Linked DNA regions of Mus musculus: region 2 is linked to region 1. A link is a loop called in an ENCODE intact Hi-C map of the cell type or tissue named here. Cell type or tissue: heart. All regions are shown on one strand. Links, peaks and the distances in the headings refer to the core of each region. The heading gives the core; the rest is flanking DNA.

Evidence for each region. Hi-C counts contacts between places; a loop is a spot of excess contacts. Peaks named below come from ENCODE experiments on the same cell type or tissue, not always from the same donor. Only the 100,000 strongest peaks of a DNase experiment are listed, where the experiment ranks them.
Region 2: it touches region 1 in a loop (6-fold over the local background); 16 of 42 quality-filtered maps call a loop at or near these places.

The regions. Positions count from the first base shown.
Region 1 is chr19:17,161,361-17,165,936 of GRCm38, reverse strand. The region is part of intron 9 of Prune2 (prune homolog 2); the gene reads right to left. Among named protein-coding and RNA genes, the nearest start is that of Gcnt1, 190 kb to the left of the region's middle. In heart, for the core only: a CTCF peak has its summit at 2,308; a DNase peak (open chromatin) is centred at 2,276; H3K4me3 peaks cover 610 bases.
Region 2 is chr19:17,354,207-17,358,782 of GRCm38, reverse strand. It overlaps Gcnt1 (glucosaminyl (N-acetyl) transferase 1, core 2), which reads left to right and starts at 2,116. Exons shown (of 3, transcript NM_173442.5): 1 at 2,116-2,226. In heart, for the core only: a CTCF peak has its summit at 2,008; a DNase peak (open chromatin) is centred at 2,112; H3K4me3 peaks cover 1,627 bases; H3K27ac peaks cover 1,029 bases.

The DNA of each region.
Region 1 (4,576 bases), core at 1,315-3,814:
CCTTAGCATTAAATCTAGCTACCTGTCTTGTAGAAAAAGGCTGCTAAGAGCAGTTACAGTCAAAACTGAGATTAATCTGGGTGTGGTGGCACATGACTGTTATCTCGGCACTTGGGAGGTGGAGACAAGAGGACCAGTGCCAACTTCAGCTACATAAGGAGACTGGGACCAGGGCAGGTACATGAGACTATTTCTCAAGAACAAAAGAACAAAATTAAAACAAAGCAACTAAATTAAATCACTTCCTGTGTGCTACAACACATATCATTTCATCTTATCATTCTGTTTCCTCACCAGTAAGAGGAGAATGTGTCAATTCTTCAATATGCGTGATGACAGAAGCCACCACACCTATCATCAATGTACCAAATTTTGCTCTCCAACCTAAGCGTTTTCTCTATGTGAAGCCATCAAATCTATCTTAATCGCTGTTATATCTGCAGTACCCAGGAGGGTAAACACCTAGTAAATATTACACAGAAGACCCTGAACACATACACACAGTTTCTCTAGCCTTCGGTCCAAGAGTCAATCTTCAAATCAATGAATAAAGAGCCCCCAGATTCCTCCTGACCATCACACTGAGCTCACAACAGATGTCAGAAAGTCCACTTGACAGTGAACATGAATGTGCAGGCCCCCAACTCAAAACAGGTACGGGAGGGCTTTAAATGTGACAGAGTATCCACCTAAATTTTGTGGGGTTTATGAGTTCTGTGATTCACCAGTAAGACAATGAAGTAACTGCAGAAGTTCTGAATATGAGGTCAGGGTTGTGAGTTGTGGTTCCCTTAACCATTGATGGGCTGGTTGACTGAGAAAATGGGCTTCCAGTTTTAAGAGTTTTAAAGAGAGATGATAAATATTCAACATCCCAGGCTATGGGGAATAAACCCAACACAAACAAGACCTCCTAGAAAGAATAAAGCACAATGCACATGGACCTTCCTGTAAACAATAAAGCATTGTCTGAGTTTCAAGTGTCCTTACAGTTAAGAAATAACTGGGGGTAGCCACTAGAAAGTCGTAGATGCTAGGAAGGCAAGAGGCTCCCAGGACCCAACAGGGGTGACATTAGCTGGAATACCCAACAAAGGGGAGAGAGAACCTGTAGAGACCGTATCCATACATTAGACATGGCCCCCCATTGAGGGATGGGGCCACCCACCCATCTCCAAAATATTAACATAGAATTGTTCCTGTCTAAAGGAAATGTAGGGACAAAGAGTGGAGTAGAGACTGAAGAAAAGGCCATCCAGAGACTGCCTCACCTAGGGATCCATCCCATATACAGACACCAAACACAGACACTATTGCTGATGACAAGAAGCGCTTGCTGACAGGAGCCTGGTATGGCTGTCCCCTGAGAGGCTCTGCCAGAGCCTGACCAACACTGATGTGGATACTCACAGCCAACCATCAGACTGAGCACTGGGACCCCAGTGGAGGAGTTAGAGGAAGGACTGAAGGAGTTGAAGGGGTTTGCAACCCCATAAGAAGAACAACAATATCAACTAACTGAACAACCCAGAGCTCCCAGGGACTAAACCACCAACCAAAGAGTACACATGGAGGGACCCATTGCTCCAGCTGCTTATGTAGCAGAGGATTGCATTATCTGACATCAATAGGAGTGGGGGGGGGGGGGCTTGGTCCTGTGGAGACTTGATGCACCAATGCAGAGGAATGCTAGGGAGGTGAGGTGGGAGTGGGCGGGTGGGCGAGCTCCCTCATAAAAGCAGGGGGGAGGAGAGATGGGATAGAGGGCTTGCTGAGGGGAAACCAGGAAGGAGGATAACATTTGAAATGTAAATAAATAAAATAACCAATAACAAAAATAACATCAGAAGCAGTGGGTTAATTGAGTATGGGTTGTACGTGTTTAGACAAAGCATAGCTAAGATTCCTAAGAACTGGGTATGAACCCAGGTAAAAGGTAATTTCACAGCTGCACAAACCTGCAGATCCTAGCATGCCTCCTGCTCCCTGGTGTCATGGAACTGAGCCTGAGCTGTTCAGCTGGAACACCATGCAGGCAGGCACCAGGGAAGGGTAAAGCTGAAGGCCACACTCGGGGGATGGGACGTGTGGGGGTGTGGAGGCAAGAACTGCGACAAGCTCATGGGTATTCATCAGGTATAAGGGAAATCTGAGCCATAAGAACCTACGGCAAGTCTAGGAGAGATCCGGGGATACTCTTAGGAGCATGAACATCTGTAGGAAAGGCGTGTCCTGATGAAAAACAGTAGGCGGCAGAAGGCTGCCGAACTGGCTACACGTCTCCACCTAGAGGACGCCTCACGACACTTCTGTGGTTTCTTCACTGGATGGAGTAATGTTGCGGCATGTCCCTGGCTTCTAATCTTCCGAGTGAATTTTCCTGACATTGGGTTGTTGACTCCATAACTTGCTGTAGCTAATGGAAAGACTTAGGAACAAGTGTATGCGGTGTCACCTTCCTCCTGCCTTGATGGCTGTGCGGGCTCTGCCCGGCTAGATTCGGGTGCCTGTGATGAGCTAAAGCTGCTGGGCACATGCACAAGAAATGGTTTCTATCCTGTTTTGCTTTGAGACTATTCAGACTACATAGCAAACTTTATTCCTTCACAGGGAATATCTGGCTCACACTGCCGTCTCAATGGTATCGTTAATTTGGATAACCCATTTCCATGGTCCCAACAGAGCCTCCGTTTTACAACACATATCTTCTTGCCCGGGTTGTGAAAGTATAAACATACATCTTTAAAGCTATGACAGAATTTTGGAAGAACATCAAAGACTTTCTAGTATTCCATAAATCTAAGTATCAATATAACACTTGTATGCTTTTTACTTTCATCATATATAAATTCATATTTATTCAATTCACTCAATTTACTTAATATTCTTAAATGGGTGTTTGATCCAATTAAAAGTTATTTTGAAATGTTATATATATATATATATATATATATATCAAACATATTCTTAGATACTTTTAATTTCCTAGAATAAAGTACTCATATGAATTAAATAAAATACTGCTTTTAAGTTCAACTTAGAGCTCCTTTGATTTCTTAATTTGTGGCTTTCTGTCTTTGCTAAGAAGAGAATATAAAAAGCTTTAGCTGTGTCTAGCAGGGTGTAATGTACTGGGTATGAGCTTCCTCCACCCGCCCCATAGCTACAGTTTCTGTGGTTTCTGTTACCACATGCAATTCTAGTCTGAAAATATTAAACGGAAAGTTCCAGAAATAAAAATTTAATAATTTAGAAACCTGTTATATCCTTGTTATTACTCCTTTATTTTTATTAGTTATTATTTTTAACTTCTTACAATACTTAATTGGCAAATTAATATTATCAATGGTGCAAGTGTACAAAAAAATACAGTGTATTGTCCATGAGGTGGGTATACTCTACCATAAACACAAGTCCTATCATATGAAATTGAATATCTAGATAATAATTAATACATTTTCAAGCTTAAACTCTACCAAGGGAAATACTCAGGTGTCATAAATGAAGTTACTAAAAATTCGATGAGTAGGTAAGATTCCAGACTAGACAGACACAGTGCTGGAAGAAAGTCATGGTCCTGACATGTTATAGAAGGCTCTGGAAGAGCTCCTAATTAAAATAGATGAGGGGACCTGCATGGAAAGCCTTAGAAAGAGCAGTCAGACAGGTAAGTGTCTTTGGTAGAAGATAAACAGTGATCTCAAAGAACTGAAGATACTAGCCATGTGCTAAGCATTTCTATGACCTAAATGACAGCTGAAACTCAAACCGCAAAATTAAAATGTAAATTTCACCTAGGATTAAAGAAGACAGATGACTTGGAGTTCCAGAAGTAAGTATAAACTCACTTGATAGCACTGACTAGGAATCACTGGAAGTCTTCTTAGGAAAAATACAATCACACACACACACACACACACACACAGAGAGAGAGAGAGAGAGAGAGAGAGAGAGACAGAGACAGAGACAGAGACAGAGACAGAGAGAGACAGAGAGAGACAGAGAGACAGAGAAAGAAGAAAATGAAGTATGCTACTAAGAGCATTGTGAGTACTGCCAAGAGACTCCATAAATGGGAGAGAAAGCAGTGATAGAAGTACTTTCAAAGAGTATGAAGAGGCTGTTCACTATAATGAACAAAGAATAGTCTCCAACCATGGCATTGAACCACTAAGATTGGACTAGGCAAATCATGTCACTTAAACGCTTAGGAGCCATGCTGCTTAAAAAGAAGTATCTAGCTGGATATGGTGACACAAATCTTTCATTCCAGCACTCAAGAGGCAGAGATAGAGATAGAGATAGAGATAGAGATAGAGATAGAGATAGAGATAGAGATAGAGATAGAGATAGAGGCAGGTGGATCTATGAGTTAGAAGTCAGACTGGTTTACATATCAAGTTTCAGCCAAGTCAAGGCTCTGTCTCAAGAAAGAAAAAAAAGTGTCTTAAGAGCCAGTCAGAATAGGCATTGTATTAATATCAACTAAATGGTTGTTAAGCAGAAAACACATTGTTAAGGTAAAAAAGATATTACTTATTAATTAACAGAGATCATTTATCAGAGGATGCAATAA
Region 2 (4,576 bases), core at 1,032-3,531, 190 kb before region 1:
CAGACTGAGCAAATTCACTAGGTGTCTCTCCTTGCCATACTCAGCAATAGAAGCTGAATGCTCTTCTCAAAGGAAGCCGAGCTGCCAAGACCCTTGAGTCTCGGACCAGCTGCCTGGAGGAGGTTTAAACCAACCTAGGTACATAGAAGGACACTCTCCATCCTGTTGAGCTGCCTACAGGCTGTGCCGTGTGCTCCAGGGTCCCAGCTTCTGTGAGCTGTATGCACTGTGTGTGTCTGGTATACGTGGAAGCTAGAAGAGGGTACTAGATCCTCTGAAACTGGAGTTTCAGGTGATTATGAGCTGCCATGTGGGTGCTAGAAACCAACCCCAAATCCTCTGCAAGAGGAACAAGTACTCTCCAGCCTTAGACTTATTCTAAAAGCTGACAATGCACATTAAAGTTAGAAGGTCAGAGGCTGACTCAGTGGTGTAGCTCAAATAATCAAAGCATTTGCTTAACATGCCTAAGTCCCTGGTTTCCATTACAGTACCCAACTGAAACCAAACAAACAGAAAACAACACAACGGAAAAGGAAGAGGTGTGTGTGTGTGTGTGTGTGTGTGTGTGTGTGATTCTTATAGATATTGACAGCTCAAAACACACTTAAACTACATAGGATAAACCTCTGCAGGGCAGATTAGTCCAGAAAGGATGGGGGAGACAGCTCTTTCTCATGAAAACAAATGACAGGCTGACGTTCAGATGTCACATCCTGACATTCCGTGTGCATGACAAAATAAATCATAAACCTCATGTGGGAAAGGGCTCATGTCCTTTCTCTGTTCTAGACCTAACACATAATCCACTATAAAAGGAGCTGGAAGTGTGGCTGGTCTTCTAGATGATCCCAGTTCAATTTCTACCACCCGCAGGGAGACTCACAGCCATCTGTAACTCCAGTTTGAGAGGACCAATGGCCTCAGAGGGCACTGTATGCATGTGATGAACATACAGACACACAACACATCCATGCACATAAAATAATAATGGAATTAAACTTAGAATGCATTATAACATTACTTTTCTGCATAAAATTAGAGCAAGAGAGCGAAAACTGTCACTGGAGGGGAAATCTCTTAAGGAAAGGGTCGAGGTTGAAGGAAGGAATCATTAACTCCCAGTTCATTGTTTCTGCAGGTGGCCAGAGCTGATGTTGCTTTCCCCTGGAAGACTCCAGGGAAAGGGGGAGGGGCAGGGAACAGGGACAAGGCAAACAAAGCAATCTTCCAAGAGTCAACCCCTAGAATAGAAGAGAGGAAGGGGCCAAGCTTAGCAGAAAGGACACATGGGGCTGGAGTTGGCATGAACTGGGGTGTTATTGTTCCACTCAGTAGACACCACTATCTCCTGTTCTGTTCTGTTGCGGGCAGTCCTTGGGGCAACCTCTTCAGATCTACAGCCCAAGAGGGTGAATTTCACAGATTGGTGCTTCCAAGACAGCTCAGCCTTGCTTTCTACACTCCCACGGATAATGTCTTCTATCCTTGAGGGGCACTAAGCATGCTCACCTGAGACCCACATGCTTGCAAACTTGTAGTTTCTCTAATCTGTATATTTGTGTATTGTTTACTATGTAAAGCATAACGTGTAAAGTGAGTTAGTACTACGAATTAAAGTGCGAAAGAGGAACCAGCTTTCAAGTAAAATCAGGATTACTTGGCAAGCTGCAACCAAAAAACTGACATTGCTTGTGAATATATTGGTTATTCAATAAATTCTGACATTCTGGTAACACAAAATGAGATACAAGGTTTATCTAGAAAATGATAAGGCATGGGCGACTCTAAAGTTGATGCAGTATAAACACGTTGGGCATTTTAACTTTTTACTTATTTTTAAGATCAGACAGGACAACAGTTGGCACATTTCCTGCTTCAGAGGAAGAAGACATAAAAGTTCTTAAAAGATCCCATCCAGGTAGCTTGTCCTTGGCCCAGAGAACCAAGAATTCTTAGGAAGCAAGAGGAAGTTTGGATTCTAGTTTTCTTCCCGGACAACTGCAACTCCCAGAGGGCGCCCTCACCTCGAGCGGTGGCCGCAGGTGGGCGAAGTGGAACCGGGGGCGTGGTCTTAAGGGTGGGCCTGGGGGCGTGGTCTCGAGGGTGGGTCCTAGGGCGTGGCGCTGGCTCGGAGGTCTGGAGCGCAGAAGGCTGAGCGCGCCAGTATCCGCTTGGCGAGCCGATCCAGCACTGTTTCGTGCGCCCTGCAGGCACAGGCTCCAGGTAACCTAGGCTGGGCCAGCGGTGGGGTTGCCCGGCAGAGTTGGACAGCACCGAACCGGATCTAACGGGCGGGACGGGCTGCACCAAGGAGGCAGTGGTGCTGGAGCAGGGAGAGGGCGCTTGGTTCGGGAACCCGGCTAGGATGGAGCAGGAGTCCTCTTAGCACTCTCCTTCCGGTCCTTCGGTGGGACGCGGATACACACGTGGCATCTAGAAGTCACTTTCTGACCACTCTTTCCCGGACTGGTGCAATGAGTGAGGGCTTAGAAATCAGGGTTGGTTGCAGGCATGAAAAGTAGAGACGAACGGTGTCTTGGGCGCCAAAGACTTAAACTTCGTAAGGCCACAGGCCAGTGTAGAGACGTTTGTGACTCCCTGTTAGAGCGCCGACCGAGAAGCCGACGCTGGGGCAGAGAATGACTACTTTAGGGTGATTGCAAACAGACTGGCCAGTTTGGGGTCCAAGCAGTCGCCGCTCTTCCTCTTGCCTTGGGCTGCAGGTCTGTTACAAAAACGGGTAATTCTTCTTAGACATGTTAGTTCTTTAGTTTTTGCTTTTTCTTGGGTTATTACTTTTTCTTTTCTTTTTTTTTTCTGCCTTCCTCCCTCCCTCCTTCATTCCTTCTCTCTTTCATGTGGCTTCGAACTCAAAGAGATCTTCCTGCTTCTGTCTACCAAGGTTAAAGATGAGCGCCATCACACCTCAAGAGTGAGAAGAAGTCCATCTCATGCGCATAGCTGCTCCCAGTCTTAGTTCTTTCAGTGCAGAATAAAAAAATGCAACCCCTTTCCCCGTGCAACTGTGGAGGATCCTCCAGTGGAGGATCCGAGCTTGGCTCTGCAAAAAAAAACAAGTGTCAGCTTGGTGTGTACTCTTTATCTTTCCTTTTCGCTGCAGAAGAGAACTGCTTTGTTACAAATAATGGAGCTAGAGGCAAACTGGTAGGTAGGAGGTAGTGTTCAGAGAGAGCACTGGTGCGTTGACTTGAGAAGGAGGGTGGGTGGGGCTGTGACCTGAATTTGGTGAGTGGTGGTGGGGGAGCAATATGATTTCTTCCTCTGGCCTGCTGCCCCTATTTAGAGCTGTTCTGAAAGGCGGGTTTGTCTTCTGGAAAGGAAGAGGAGGGGTAGACAGTTTTGTTTTGTTTTGTTTTGTTTTAAAGATCAGAGTAAATTATCTGTTAGTAGACAGGGACCCCTCTGCAGAGGATTGGAAGAAGGTTTCAGTTCTGGAAAGATGGAAAGCTACAGGTATCTCTGCTTTCCTTTTTCCTTCCTTCTTCCTTCTTTCCTTCCTTCCATCTTCCTTTCTTTTTCAGGTTTTAAAGGGAGGAAATCTAGCTTTCTTAGCAATGGCTAATTAGGAAATTAGGTGGTAGGAAAAAAAGTTAGTACTGTTGGAAAGTCTTTCCTGAATGTCAGAGGCAGTTTTCTGTTAGTTGGTTGGAGACAGGTTCTCACTGTGCAGCTCAGGCTGTCATCAGAGTCTGGATCGGCTTCCTGAGTGCTGGAATTTCAGGCATATGTAGCACACCTGCTGTTTGCTACGGACTGTGTAGTATTTCAGCTGCACTGAGTAATGCAGCCTTGTGTATGGACAGATAAGGATCCCTGGGTCTATTTTTAGTATTCATATTAACAAATGAGCAATGTGCTTACAGTTCTCGGTCAGGACGTCAAATACCCAACTCTGCTGGAAAGGGTGTTTGTTCCTAGGTGACTGTTGTAAATCAGGTGTGGTATATTCTTGTGGGGACTATATTCTTAGCTTTGATGATGGAGGTTTGGTTTGATACTGTCAGGTTTCCCTTGGAGACAAATATCATGTGTGTTTATAGCACTGCTGACAGTTTTGACCAAATAGATTTTATTTTTGTGATGGGGTCTGTTCAACCTGCAACTCACTATGAAGCTCAGAGTGACTGTGAACTTCTAATCTGTCTGCACCCACTTCCCAGGAGCTAGAATTGTAGGCGAGCGCCACCAACCCCCTTATATGGTATTGGGGACCAAACCCTGAGCTTTATTCCTGGCAGGCAAGTACTGTACACAGCACACTGTAGCCCTAGCCCTTGGCCAGATGGTTTTTGTGACAGGAGACTGTTGTGTACGTTACAGGACTTTTACCAGCATTCCTGTACCCACTGGGTGCTCCAACCCCCCCACCCCCCCACGCCAGTGACAATAAACTCACATGGCTCCAGACATTGCCAAGGATTTCCCTATGGAGCAAAGTAGGCCTCTGAGAATTGAAGTTGGTCTACATAGAAAATGCTCTAAGTATCAATGGACTATTGGTTAAGTACTTCCTACCAACGAGTAGAGAAGCTATCAGTAAATTAAAATGCCT